Linked DNA regions of Mus musculus: region 2 is linked to region 1. A link is a loop called in an ENCODE intact Hi-C map of the cell type or tissue named here. Cell type or tissue: heart. All regions are shown on one strand. Each heading gives the region's core, and the rest is flanking DNA. Links, peaks and the distances in the headings are about the cores only.

Region 1 (7,442 bases), core at 863-5,862:
CTTTTCTTGAGTCTTGTGAAAAGGATCAGTTTCCATGGTGGCTCTCAACAAGCCCTTGTCTCCCTGAACCGCCCTGCGCTGGACATTCATTAGCCCCTGGAGCAAACCCACTGTCTCTGTTGAATTCAAATAAGAACATCAAAGGGCTATGGAGATGGCTCCACAGTTAAGATCACCGGCTGCTCCCCATATGCTCATTCACAACCACCTGTCGCTCCATTTTCAGGGTATCCGATGCCCTTTCCCGGCCTCCACAGGCACACACAGACACACATATAAAATGAAAAATAATTTTTTTTTCCAAAAAGAAACTCATATCTGTCCTCCGACTAACATAGATTTCCACAGTATAAAATAAACATCAGGGCACAAGTCACTACCAAACATGTAAATCAAGGACCGTGGCATTAAAAACATTGTATCACGTAGCCATCAGTCTGTATTATGTATTCTAACAGTGATGCAAAGAAACTCTCAGTTACTTTTGCACCAACCTAAAGATGAGTGTCTGAGTCATGGGGGGGTCAGGGGAGGGGGGAATCCTGGATCTCACAAAGGTTTCTGGGATGTCAAGGAGAGGTTGGGAGTGGCAGTCTAGTCTGGCTCTCAAACCAGACTCTGAGATTAACACTGTGTTTACCCCACAGTTTGTGAGAGAACACATTATTCATATGCCCCAGGAAGACTACATCAACTGGCTACAGAGCCGAGTCAACATTCCCTTCCGGCAGCGCACCATCCTGACATAGAGGGGCCCAGTCCCCGTGGAGGAAAGCAAGCCAGCACCACATCCCTAAGCCCAGCCTGTGCCCGTAGCCTCCTCTCTTCTCTCCTGGACACACGGCATGGAGCAGTGAGATCAGCTGAAGACACTTCTAACAATATGACTGTCTGGAGAGGGTGGTCCCAGGTGGCCCTCCCCTCCCCCACCAGGCTCCCTACCTCCGCTCACTGTCCAATGTGGACTCTTGTTTTCTCTCCCAGACTCTTGTCACCATTCCCCTTCCCCGAAAGCCCTGGATAATAAATCTAACCTGGATGTTTGACATCTTCCCAAGGAAGAATTCAAGGTGTGGCATTTGGGTGCGGCAATCAGATCTTAGGAGAACAAGCTATCATTTGTGAGCTTTTGTAAATTCGACAACCTAGTGCCATGTGTTTTGCCTGCGTAATGTAATTATTTATATTGGCATATGACATTCCTGAGTACATACAGATGAATAAATGAATGGATAAAGAGATGGATAAATAGGTAGTAGTATAGGCAGATGGGTGGGTGGATAAGTGGATGCGTAGAGAGATGGATAACTGGATGGGTGGATAGATGAATGAATGAATGAATGAATGAATGGGCAGATGAATGAGTGGGTGGATGAATGAATGCATGCATGAATGGGTGGATGGATGAATGAATGAATGAATGGGTGGATGGATGAATGAACAGGTAGAGTATAGATTCAGGGACAGATGAATGGTTAACTGCGATGCACATAAAGAAATGGCATGTATGTGTGCACACGTGTACATTCATGCTGTGCATGGGCACATGTGGAAGGCAGAGGTTGACATCAGGATACCTTCTGATAAAATGAGAAGTGAGAGGAGAGAACGGAGCCCTGAGGACAGACAGACAGACTCACAGACGCACCACTGACTGATAGGTTGCTCCCTTCTACACAGTGTGGAATGGATTATCTGGTTCCAGCTCCACAGCCCCCACGGTCCCCACAGCCTCCACGGCCCCCACGGCCCCCACGCACTGGCTTTTTGCTGTTCTGCAAACAAGGAGACAGAGGCTCGAAAGGATTCTTCCACTCTTTTTAAATTTAAATTACATTTATGTTTTGCTTGTATAAGGTTGTGTGTATAGATGTGTGTGCATATGTTTGTGTGTGCACATGCATGCCTGCATGTGTGTGTGCATTTGTGCATGTGTGAGCATGTGTTTGTGCATGTGTTTATGCGTGTGTGCGTGCCTGTGTGTGTGTGTGTGTGTGTGTGTGTGTGTACATACACATAGGCCAGAGGTGAACATTGAGTGGCCTTCTACCACTCTGTCTTTTTCGTGTGCTGCTAGGATAAAAACTACTCTACCCTGCCAGGGATGGTAGTGGACACCTTTAATTCCAGGCCAGCCAGAGCTATGCAGTGAGATCCAGGCTCAAAAAAAAAAAAAAAAAAAAAGACAAAAAAAGAATAAATAAAACGCTGACTAAAAGCAACTTGGAGAGGAAAGGGATTTATTTGGCTTGCAGGGAACGGTCCATCATCATGAAAAAAGTCAAGATATTAACTCTAGGCAGACACTGAAGCACGGGCCATGGAGGAACTCTGCCCACTGGCTTGCTCTTTATAAATCACTCAGCTAGCTTTCTGCTGCAGCCTCGGACCACCTGCCTGGGGACAGCACCCTCACAATGGATTGGGTGCAATCCCCCACAGACATGCCTGGGGTTACAGTGGTGAGAGGGACTCCTCAGCTCCGTCTCCCTTCTCCCAGGGCTGTTCAGGTTTGTGTCAAGTTGACAAACACCATAGCATGCTTCACATTTAATATTTTGAGACAGGGTCTCTCACTGCACCCGGGGTTTGTGGATTCAGCTAGGCTGGCTGGCTATCAGGCTTCTAAGCGCGCCTGTGTCTGCCTCCCAATGCCGGAGTCTGTGGCACATGTTCCCCACCCTGGCTTTTTGACATGGGTGAAAGGAGCTGGACTCAGACCCTCACGCTTACACAGTACTGACTCCCCAGACCCTGAACTTATTTGTAACTGATTCCTAACTACATAAAAAAATTGAAACTGTGCATACTGTGCTGGGTGATTTTTATGTGTACGTGGTACTGTGTTCAATCACAAGCAAACACAGCTCACTCCTCAAATGGTTTATCATTTATAATAAAAATGTCCCAAACCCTTCCTTCCCTGTTGTCTTTTTAAGCAAACTGGGTCATCTGTAGCTACGGCTGTCCTGAGTGTGCCACCCTAGAACTCCGTACCTTCATCCAGCTTTGGATCAGAACAGAGCCCTTTGGTCCACCTTGCCCAACTGTGGTTGGCGCTTGAAGTCTGGTCTCCCTGATGTTCACCGCATCTCTCTGAGGGAAAATGGAGCATTACTTTATTTATAATCCCCATTTTTTTTTAATTAAGCATACAAAGACACCGACGATCTGTGGCAGAGCAGAGTCTAGAATGAGGTCTGTCTAGGACAGGAAATAGCCTGAAATCACAAGACTTTCTGCTTCCTCCACGCCAGACTCCAGCTCGGTCGGTCTATTGCTCGTAACTATGGCGCCATCTAGTGGCAACTCTTAGCACCACTCTCACCATGCCCTTGAGCGAAACCTAAGGGTCTTGCCCAAAAGGGAAGGCAGAGACTGTCAACAACAGTAACAAGTCCTACATGCTCAGACAAGGAAGACGGTTTGTTACTGAAACATGACCCGGAGCAAAGAGCAGCAACACAAGCATCATCTCCAGTCTCTTGGGCTTCAAGAGCCCCAGGGAGAAATCTTTTTGGAGTGAACAGCTTCATCAGAATCCGAGAGAACAGCAACAATGTATCTGGTCCCCAAAGTTGCCATCCCGCTAGACTTCACAAGCCATCTACGTTGCTGCTGCGATGGAACTGTATCTTCCCTAGAGAAACACTTCCAGTAGATATCGGTGGAACTTTCTGTTTATACAAACAGTTCTTTTGTTGTTTATTTGGTTTTGAAGCCCAGCGTTGTGGGAGCGGATCTTGAACTTGCTTATGTATCTGAGGCTGGCTTTGAACTCCTGAATCTCCTGCCTCTATCTCCCAAGCACTGGAATCACAGGTGTGTGTACCACTATGCCTAGTTACATAGCCCTTATTTTTTTAAAAAAAATCCTATAAAAAGCAAACCACAGGACATATTTAGGCTAAGAAGTCAGAGTTTGGGGACACCTGCTTGAGGGTGAGTTTAAAGAAGACGAGTTTCTATTCTTTCCAAAAGAACACACTGGGAGAGCTGATGAAGTGAGATAACTTCAGCATCTCTTTAGATATTTAGAAAACGACAATGGCTATCTTTTCATGGGAAGAGAACAGGTGCCCCCGGGGATCAGGGGGGCTTCACTGGTGTGAACTAGATAGCATGCATCCCTCCCATGCTCAGACCTTCTCTCACCGAGAGCACAGCTACAATGTAGCCAGCATCGTGGGGCCTTCCCAGAGATATCCCATCAAGCACCAGCAAGGGACGATGATGTACGAGAGAGCCAGCAGGCTGTCTGTGTGTGCCGCATGCCAGGTGTTGCAATAAACCAGTGGTTCTCAAGCTTCCTAAAGCTGTGACCCTTTAATGCAGTTCCTCATGTTGGGGTGACCCTCTTCCCCCAATCATAAAATTCTTTTCAGTGTTACTTTGTTATTGCAATGTGCCTCAGGTACAAATTAGTTCATGGATTCTGCTACTGTTAAGGAATTGTGATGTGCATATCTAACATGCAGGATATCTGATATGTGCCCCCTTTACACCCCCACCCCGTGAAATGGTCGCGTGACCCTTAAAAGGGGCCACACTCACAGGTTAGAAACCACTGGGTTAGAATTAGAGTGGAGGACATACTAAGTGCAAATGACTTCATGAGACAGAGACATCTTCAGCCCCCAAAGTCCCCAAGAATCTCGACATAGATATGATAAGGAAGAACGGGCTGTCAGAGATTTACAGTACTGGTTTTAAGGTGTTGGGGACCAGCAAGATGGATTAAGGGGCTTGCCGCCAAGACTGGTGGCCTGAGTTCAATCCTCAGAATCTATACATGGTAAAAGAGGAGAACTGACTTTCAAAAGCTGGTCTCTGGCCTCTGTGGATATATGCATACACACACACACAGCACACGCGCACTAAAATGTAATCTTAAAAGGTTATGTATTGAAGGGAACAGCTATGGAAAGAAAGTAAAAATTGCCCATAACGAATGGACAAATTCTGGAGGTAGAGTGGCCTACAAGATAGAGGGCTGAGATGAGGTATGTGGGGGGCAGGCAAGTTCTGACCGTTCATACAGCATTTGAGCCTGGGAGACATAGCTAGCGCACTCTACGCCATGTGAGAGATGGCCCTTCTCTTGCAAGAGCCTGAAAAGAACTCCACAGTGCTGCTTCAGTGTGGTAATCGTGGTAAAAGTCCAGATCTCGGTGGTGCTCCCATTCTCTGCACAGCCTCCAAGGGCAACACGCGTGTCAGGTGTGGAGACCACTAAAGAGGCCACGAGGACCCAATGTGCAGCATCCAGCTCGTGGCAGGATCTTGGTGCACATTAGAGATGGCAGCGGCGAGAGCGGGCCAGGGAATGGAGTGTGCACAGTCAGTCCACAGTGCCCCAATCTTGCATGGTGAGGACGGCTCGGCAGTCACTGTCTCCGAGTGCATGCCTTAGTGTCTGACTCTGGCTCACTGCACCCTAAGTCCCCCAACTCCTCTCATCACTGCCTCTGAAAACATAAAGACTAACTGTAAAGCCAAAGTCACAGGCTCCCAACCTGGTGACAAGAAAAGACACATCTGGCCTTTGCAACTTTTCTTTTTTTTTTTTTTTCTTTTTTTCTTTTTTTAGAATTTCATGCGTACCGGGTTTACATTCTTTCCACCCACCCCTACCCCCTCCAACACCTTCTGTGGCCCCACTCACTCTCAAATTCATGATCTCCTATAGATAGATAGATAGATAGATAGATAGATAGATAGATACATACATACATACATACATACATACATACATACATATATACATAATGCATACATACATGCATAGATACTTAGATATATAGATACATAGATAAATACACACATATATACATACATATAAGAGATAGATAGATAGATACATACATGCATACATATGAGAGATAGATACATAGATACATAGGAGAGATACATACATATATACATACATACATACATACATACATACATACATACATACATAGGAGAGATAACTACATAGATACATAGATGATAAATGGGAGATATACATAATACATACATACATGCATGCATGCATACATACATACATGCATGCATACATACATACATACATACATACATACATGGATAGACAGATATAGATATATCTCCTGTCAAGTCAAGTTGGCATTGCTCATAGGTTTGTGTCTAAGGACAGAATAACCTCTCCCCTAGCAGGGGTTCATCATCCCTTGAGAAGGCTGATTCTTCTTCTCTCAGCAGCCATTGATGTGCCTGTAGCCCTTCACCCAGGGGCGAGCCTTGTGAAATCCACCCCCAATCCATATTGTCTTCCTGATTGCACTGGTCTTGTGCAGGTGACCCCTGCACATTGTTGAGATTTTATGTGTATCACTTTTGTGATAAAAACAATATTAGGCTCACAGATGAAGGACCATCTTACCCAAGCTGACAGCATCCCAAATCCCTATTCCATGAACAAAGAAACTGAGACATGTGGAGTAAACTTTTTCAAGATCACAGGCTGAGGGGGAGAGGCAAGGTTGGGAATGGAGAACAAGTGTTCAGAAGGCTACCCCAGAGGAGGCCCTGTTGGGCTATAGGAAGAAGAGACTGAAAGTCTCTACCAGAGTTGGGTCTAGACAGAGGCAGCAATGGAAAAAGTGAATGGGGGCCTGGAGTTGATCAGATTCTCTTTCGATTCTCCCCGTAAGCCTGTGATCTTGGAAAGGTTTACTCCTCATGCCTCCGTTCCTTCACTGGTGAAATGATGGAGTATGGGATGCTGTCAGCCTGGCTAAGATGGTCCTTTATCTAGGGTGCCTTCTCTGGGGGCGGTGCTTTTGGGAATGCTCCCCCTCCCTTTCCTTGGAAATCTTTCACTCTGTGGGCCTAATATTGTCCTTACCACGAAGAAGAAGAAGAAGAAGAAGAAGAAGAAGAAGAAGAAGAAGAAGAAGAAGAAGAAGAGGAAGAGGAAGAGGAAGAGGAAGAGGAAGAGGAAGAGGAAGAGGAAGAGGAAGAGGAAGAAGAGGAGGAAGAGGAGGAAGAGGAGGAAGAGGAGGAAGAGGAGGAAGAGGAGGAAGAGGAGGAAGAAGAGGAGGAAGAAAGAGGAGAAGAGGAAGAGGAGGAAGAGGAAGAGGAAGAGGAAAAGAGGAAGAGGAAGAAGAAGAAGAAGAAGAAGAAGAAGAAGAAGAAGAAGAAGAAGAAGAAGAAGAAGAAGAAGAAGAAGAAGAAGAAGAAGAAGAAAGGAGGAGGAGGAGGAAGGAAGGAAGGAAGGAAGGAAGGAAGGAAGGAAGGAAGGAAGGAAGGAAGGAGAAAAAAAAAAGAAAGCTCAGCTATGTAACTAAAAGGTTAGAACTTCTAGCAATCAAATCGTCATTTATTCTGTCCTGGAAGGAAGGAAGGCCCAAAGGCCAAGTTCAATCACAGAATCATTAGTTCAGCCAAAGCACATCCATCCCGGGAGAGAACCAGTTTAT
Region 2 (7,442 bases), core at 1,066-6,065, 470 kb before region 1:
CAATGGAGGTCATCACCACATCTGCAAACCGGCGATGTTTAAAGCTATCACATATTTTCTGTGTATTAAAAAGAACACAAGTGCATGGTGTAAGGCAAACAGTTTGCTCTGCTCCAGCACCTGATGTCTTTTTCACCATGGATTTCAAAGCAATCACACCAATCAACCATGGACTGAAAACTCTAAAACCACAAGCACAAACAAACCTTTCTTTTAAAATTGGTTGTATTAGTCATTTTGTCACAGTGCTGGGATGCTGACGACAAAGTCAAATAAGGCCCATTTGCTGTGGATGAAGACACACCCTGCAGGCATCCCATCTGTAGTGTTCACTTGCTGCCCCTCTCTGTTCTGTTCTCATTCCTGCTGCTATGACAAAACACTTTGATATAAAACAGCTTGGGGCAGAAAGGGTTTATTTGATGTACAATTCCATGTCACTATCTTCGAGAGAAATCAGAGCAAGGACTCAAGAAGGAGCTGAAGCAGAAACCACAGTGGAAAGCTGCTAACTGGCTCACAGGCTCAAGCTCAGCTTGTCCCACCTGCGTGGGCAATGGCACCTCCCACAGAGGGCTGCATGGGGAATGGCACCGCCCACAGAGGACTGCATGGGGAACGTCACTGTCCACAGAGGGCTGCATGGGGGAATGGTACCGCCCACAGAGGGCTGGTCCCTCCTACATCCACTAGGAATCAGGACATAGCTCCACAGACACCTCATGGACCAATCAGTTCTGGGCACTTCCTTCATTGAGGTTTCCTCTTCACAGATGCCTCAACATTGTGTCACAAAACTAAGGGTAACCAGGACCCCTCCCCACTGTGCACAGCCATCCCTCTGTCTCCTTTACTGTTTGTGAGAAATTTCACTGTTCTGTCATCTGCGCTCTGCTGTGGTTTGACAGGAAAGTTTCCCTGCATTTTCCTCTATCCTGGGAAGTATTGTAAGAGCTTAATCAAATTTAAATTTAAAATAAATTCCACCACAGTGTGAGTAACATGTGGGTTTTGTCTTTTCTTGTGATGCTGACAACGGAGGTCATCACCACGTCTGCAAACCAGCGATGTTTAAAGCTATCAGTTATTTTCTGTGTATTATAAAGAACTTTTCCAGACAGAAATATCCCTCATTGTTGAATAGGCAGCTCAAGAAGAAGCAGTCCACCAACGGATAAATAGGGCTCAAGGAGATGGCTCAGTTGGCAAAGTGGTTGCCATGCTTCAAGTGTAAGCTTGAAGACCGAAGTTCAATCCTCGGAACCTACTTCAGAAAAGCCGAGTGTGAGATGAGCTCATGTGGTACCACCATAGACAAAACGGAAACAGACAGAATTTCAGGTCCCCCGTGCGCAGGGTGGGCTATTTGGAGAGTTACAGGCCAGTGAGTCACCCCTGCTAGTAAACAAACAAACAAACAAACAAACACAGTAAAAAGATTGATGTCATCTAAGGAGTGACATCTGAGGTTGCTTTTGACCGCCGCATGTTACATGCACACAAGCAATACACACACACGCACACACATACACACACGAATGTGCATACATATACACATGCACAGAAAGTAGAAGCTTAACCCATTCCACTGATTTCTTAGTTTGTAAAATAACAAGTGAGATGCTGCCCTCCTTCAGGGTGCTTTGTTCATCTTCATGAGGAATTCGTGGGTGTAAGCAGAGTCCCTTTTGCCCCATCTGTCCTTCCACAACTGAAAAGATACCACCATCGGGGACAGAAGCATCCTGAAGGAGTGGATGGAAGTAGATTTTTATACAAAGAGTGCCAGTTTTAACTTACCCGGGAACTCTATCCAGAAGTGGGTTTTGGGAAGGATTCTGAGGTCTGGTCCCAGGAGTTCGAGTCAGAATTAGCAATGTCTTCCAGCGATGGCACACAGAGGGTAAATACCAGTTGTGTCACGGGTGTGTGCTCACTGTTCACTAACCAACACGCTGATGTGTATCAGCTCTTGGCATAGCCCCTGGGGAGGCAGCAAGCAGGCACACTGTGAGGGAGACAGAGATGGCTCTACTGTATACAATGACAAAGGAATGAGGCTTTGAGTTCTATCAGAGAAACCAGCCCTAATGTTTAAATCATGTAACCCTCACAAGAATCATGTGAAATATGTTTTAATGTCTCCATTTAGGATGGGGAGGGTAGAAAAATTGAGGCAGGAGTTAGTTCCTTGCCTAAGGTCATCTGCCTAAAAAGTAGCAGATCTGTGCACCACGCCCAGCTCCATCTGATTCTAGAGGCTGTGCTTTTAGCCTCTGATAATAATTGATTTTCTTTACTAAACTAGTTTCCATAGACTGCTTTGTAGCCTGCCCGTCCAGTTGACTCTGTTAATCCCCGAAGCCAGTCTATTTAAACCCAGAATATTCGGTCTTTGTGAAATACCATGCAAGGCTGCTCTGGTGATACTGGGTTATCACCCAAGAAATGTAATGTAAGATATTGAAATGGAAGCTTTGGCAAGAAGGGAGAGTTCTTCCTTGTGTACTCGACTGGACTTGAAGCACTGTGGAAATGTATCTCTCTTTCTATAAAGATGTTTCCAGAAAGTTAACTGACAAGGGAAGACCCACTTTTGTGGGACTGTGACACCAGACAGAAGAACTGGTAAGGTTGAGCAAGCTGCAAACCCCAGGAAACCTCAGAATTGAGAAGATGTGAGGCCAGCTCCCTGCCAAACTACCTGATCTGGAACATGTAACCATGATGCCCCACTGAGAGGACCTTGAGAATCGGTCATGTAGCATAAAAACCCGGAGTTCTCCATGCTAATGAGGTATTTAAATAGGTCAGGTGTGTTTAGCCAGTGAGCTTCCCTTCCTGGACATTTCTTCCTGCAAAAAGTATTTAATCCCTCCTTCACCCCGAGTAAGATGTATACGTTCACATCCGCCGTCAAATAAAGCAGTTTGGACAAGCAAGGTCCTTCATCGAGATTGCCCAGGGCTGAGGAGGGGGAGGTCTTGGTCACAAAGACTCGCACCTAAATCTCCCAGAGAAGGCCTTCTCTCTTCCAACCCATCCGGACTCTTGGCATTCACTCAAAACCAAACCGGATTCCACCCCTGTCCTGGTACCCATGGACCCCTGTTCCCAACTCCCCGAGGTCTGATGCAACTCTGAGAACACAGCAGATAGGGAACCACAGCATCCGTCCCAAACCCCACAGCATCCGTCCCAAACCCCACAGCATCTGTCCCAAACCCCGCTGTTTCACATCCTCATCTGGGAAATCACAGGCTGGGAGCCCTATTACTGACAGTGTTCTGCCTCCCCAGAGTGGCTTTCAAGCGGCATTTGGGCATCCCAGCGGCGAGTCAGACAAATAGCCCGACACGCTTTGAGTAGAGATGGACCTGTTGTTCCAGATTTTGTAAAAAGGATCCAAAAAAGATGAGCGGCAACTTTCATCTCCCTCGGCTTCTTACCACGGTGTAACAGGACCATCAGGTTCCTATGCTTTCCCCGTCCCCAACCCACACGCCATGATGGACTCAATCAAACCCTGAGCCAGATAAAGCCTTCGTCCCCTAGTTTGCTTCTTATCAGGGATTTGCTCACAGTAACAAGACAATTACTAATACAACAACTGAGGTCACTCGCTGAAAGTCTGGGTGCTAAGCCCTGAGCTTGTTCGAGGAGGCACACAACTTGGAAACCACAGCACTGTCTGCTTCGAAGCATGGGCTCATTGGCATCTTGTAGACTTTGCCTAGCTCCAGTCTTGTATGCCTCTTATTCCCAGAGTGCTCTCCCAGACCTGATTACTGTTTTTTTTTTCTCTCTCTTTAAATAGTCAAGGCTAAGAGGGAAGACAGCTCGATGGCTTTTAAAGTGACAGCCATCCAAGGGTTGCTAGGTCCTAGACGCAATCTAAGAATGAGGAATTTGAATGCAGGGGATCAGGACATGGAAAGTTCACTCCCTGGTTTACTTTCCTCTGTCCTCAAGTCTCCCAGCCCCAACCCCATCCCACCTCCTAATCTCTGCTACTCCCTTTAAAAGCCAACAAAATGCACTTCTAGTTACTGACCAGAAGGGGTCACTGCGGAGTGAGCGCTTGGCGCTCCTAAACCGGTACACAGCCATCACACACAGCCATCACACACAAACTCCTCCTGTAGCCTCTTCCAGGCCAACGCTCACTCCTTGTTCCTGTGTCCCGGCTTCTCTTGCCCCATCCTGTCCTCCTCTCCCCTACTCTGCTCCCCCCTCCGTGTACCTCCTATTCTCTTACAAAGGACTTACTTACAAAGTTCGCACTGATGTTGGGGGTGGGGGTGGGGGTGTCTTCGCTCCCCACTGCTACTAGGTCAACAAAAATTAGAGAATTTTTTCTGCCTTCAGGGTGGAACCCGGTGTCAGTGCTTGGAGGTTTGTAAGACTTAGCAGAAGCTCCTTGTAGGAGTTTCACTTTTAAACCCTGGCGGTAGGTGAAACTCCCAAGTATTAAAAGGCTCCAGAGGAGAAATGGGCTGGGGAAATCTCACTAAGATATCTTCCCTAAGAAGACCCTTACGGCAAAACGGGGAGACATTGTTGTCTACTGCCTGCGCATCTGGAGTTTGAGATTCTGAGTCTCTGCTGGGACTGGGAGAGTAGGGGGGAGGAAGAAGATGGAAAGACCAAAAAGTTACTTGTAATCCTCGGAAGCCCTCCCCCCCCTTCCCCCCTCAGTCTTTCTTTGCCAAATCGGACTGTTGTTTCACACCCAGGCTGCGGGTTCTCAGGGGGGTGGGGGAGGGGTGTTCTTTTGGAGGGCTTTGGCAGCGGGGACGCGAAGCAGGCCGGCTGCGAGGCACAAAAGAGATATCCTTTATAGCGCCGCAAGCACAGATGTGACGCTGCGCCCCTCTGCGGGTGGGGGCCGGCTCGACAGATGGCGAGAAACCGCGCTGGTGACGGATTGTCCGTCAAATGGCATTTTCGGGGTGGGGGGGTGGAAGAGCCCCCCAGGCGTAAAGAAAATCATAGGGGCACCCACACACACACACTTTGCAGACCTCGGCAGTCCATCCCAGAAGTGGGGTGGGTGAAGGCAGGTTGGCGTGGGTGGATAGGTGGGGCATTTTTTAGTAGCTCCCTCAATGGAAGATGCTCCCCAAGTCTTGCAAAAGGATAGGGAGGTGGCCCAGGCCCGGGAGTGCGCATGTAAGGGTTGAGGGGAAGGCCTGCGACGATGGAGGAAGGGTGAGGGCTAAGAGAAAGAATCTCCTTTTTGATTCTGTTTGAGGTGTTGGGGTCGCTTCTCAGAGGGGTCAGAGTCGCAACTCTGTGGCCACGGGGCCTTAGAGACAAGCGCTCGCCCCTCCCTTTCTCCTCCTCAGACCTGCGGGCTTTTGTTATGCAGATGGCGGCGGGAGGCTGAGCCAGAGAAGGAGGGGTTGCTGGGGAAGGAGGAGACGGAGAAGGGGAGGGAGGAAAGTACAGCTCGCGCGACCAGCCTCCCCTTCCAACGTCACATTGTGCAAGAGACAAAACCCGGGCGCGCCGGAGCTCACACGCGCACGCACGGCAGACGCCCCGGTCGCCTCCTCTCTGTTCTCTGCGCGGTAGAGAAAGCCGGCTAGCTTTGCTTCGCCGAAGACACGGAGCTCAGCCTGCTCCCAGCGCAGCTCAGAGCCAAGCCAAGAGGTGAACCCAGCCGGGGAACCACCTTCTTTCTCCGCTGCCTGCCTAACCCGAGACGTCCCGTTCTATCCCATCCCCCGCCCTGAACTCCGATCTCTCCCCACCCCACCCCTTGGGGGTTTCACGCGGACAGCGCCCCGGAGCCCAGGGCGTGTCATCGGGTTTGTAATCCACGTTTCAGCACTTCGGACAGCGCCCCAGGCTCCCGGGCTCCTTGGGCTTTCAGGATGGCTAGCCTGCAGCAGGGCGAGAAACAGCTGTTTGAGAAGTTCTGGAAAGGGACCTTCAAAGCAGTGGCCACTCCGCGTCCCGAGAGCATCATCGTCGCCAGTATCACAGCCCGCAAGCCGATGCCAAGGTAATGACCTCGTTCATGAGTTAGGGACACTGGGAGGTCCCCCCCCCTTTTCTTGCCTGTGCCCCAGAATCTTGACGGGTGGACGCAGGCAACTGGAACAGGGTGTCTGGACTAAGCCCGTCGTACCCGGTATCTCACGCCGGAACATGAGAAATTATCGCTTGTGTAAGGGAGAGGCTGTTGAAAAGGGACAGGAATTTTTTGACGGGGAACAACACTCCTACAGACTCCGCACCTCCTATGCAAACCCCCTTGCTTTCTTAGGGTGGGCGGTGTGGCTCGGGGTACGTACTTGACTGAAAACTTTTCGAGCTATCGCCAAGTGCATAGGTCAGGGGAGCAAAGCAGTGGTGGATTTGAGGTGTCAGGGGATGCTGTACAAGACATGAACTCAGCTCAGCCAGTGTTCAATACAAGCATTCTAACCCTTGGCCCAGAAACTAGCGGGTCTCTGAACATTTCAACAAAAGCCCATATGCTATTCCCTCAGATACGCTCGCTCCAAGCAGCACCCTCCTCCGTGTCTTAGCCTAAGCTGCTGCTCGTGTTGAATTCTTTCTTTTTCAGCACCCAAAACCAAAACTCTAAAGCTCAAAGTCAGCATGAAGATAATACTGAAAGTTTTACTTTATTTTATTTTTTAAGGATCTGGTGGCTTTGAACTTTGGAATGAGTTGGGGTGCTGGAGCAGTAGTTAAAAAAAAAGACAGGAGGGGAGAGGATGGGAAGAAATACAAAGGCAGGAGAAAAAGAAGACAAGAGGGGGTTGAGGGGGCACAGAGCCTTCCACAGCAGAGAAATACCCAATATTTTCCTAGATCGTTAGATTCAGAAGTCTTTGAGAGGGCTGTGCCCTCTGTCAGAGAAAATCAAGGCTGTATAAAAACTCATCTTTTGCTGCTGCTGGCTGAGCGGTTCTGAGAGTTAAAGGGACGATCTGGGGGGGGGGGCGCTCGCAGGATTGATTAATCCTGGCAGGCTGCATTAGGGACTAGATGGAAAACATGTCTGGGAAAAGAGCCTCTGACAGATGCCTCATCCAGCTCCAACTAACTCTGAACTTCCCAGCAAGTGTGGGGTCGACGAAGGCTGACTGGAGAAATAGATCCGAGAAGAGTAAGCCCACATCCAGGAACTTTTCTTTGTTCTGACTGATGCTCAAGCAGGTCTTTTAAACAAATGGAGCATCCAGTGTGGGGGGAATGGGTAGACAGGAAGCAAGAAGGACCAGCAGAATGGAGATCCTATAAGCAGAGTAGACATGTGAGTGGAGGTGGGGGGTGGGGGGGAGAAACCCACTGATTCCGGCTGGAGAGGTAGGGGGGTCTAGGGGTACATGTGACACCAGATGTCATTAGAGCTGGCACTGTCTGCTTGCTCAGAGGTTTTTGGTGGAGAGTTTGACGTCAGCGCTTTTACGTCCCTGGTCTTC

What was found. Hi-C counts contacts between places; a loop is a spot of excess contacts. Peaks named below come from ENCODE experiments on the same cell type or tissue, not always from the same donor. Only the 100,000 strongest peaks of a DNase experiment are listed, where the experiment ranks them.
Region 2: it touches region 1 in a loop (15-fold over the local background); 10 of 42 quality-filtered maps call a loop at or near these places.

What each region holds. Positions count from the first base shown.
Region 1 is chr5:116,119,383-116,126,824 of GRCm38, reverse strand. It overlaps Ccdc60 (coiled-coil domain containing 60), which reads left to right. Exons shown (of 14, transcript NM_177759.3): 14 at 648-1,244. The coding sequence ends at 749. C330018A13Rik (RIKEN cDNA C330018A13 gene) reads right to left here and starts at 3,211. Exons shown (of 2, transcript NR_153384.1): 1 at 2,998-3,211. In heart, for the core only: a CTCF peak has its summit at 3,306 (motif pointing left); a DNase peak (open chromatin) is centred at 3,304; H3K27me3 peaks cover 893 bases.
Region 2 is chr5:116,589,902-116,597,343 of GRCm38, reverse strand. It overlaps Srrm4 (serine/arginine repetitive matrix 4), which reads left to right and starts at 5,527. Exons shown (of 13, transcript NM_026886.3): 1 at 5,527-6,010. The coding sequence starts at 5,880. In heart, for the core only: a CTCF peak has its summit at 4,057 (motif pointing right); no DNase peak of the experiment used is centred there; H3K4me3 peaks cover 1,957 bases; H3K27me3 peaks cover 4,127 bases.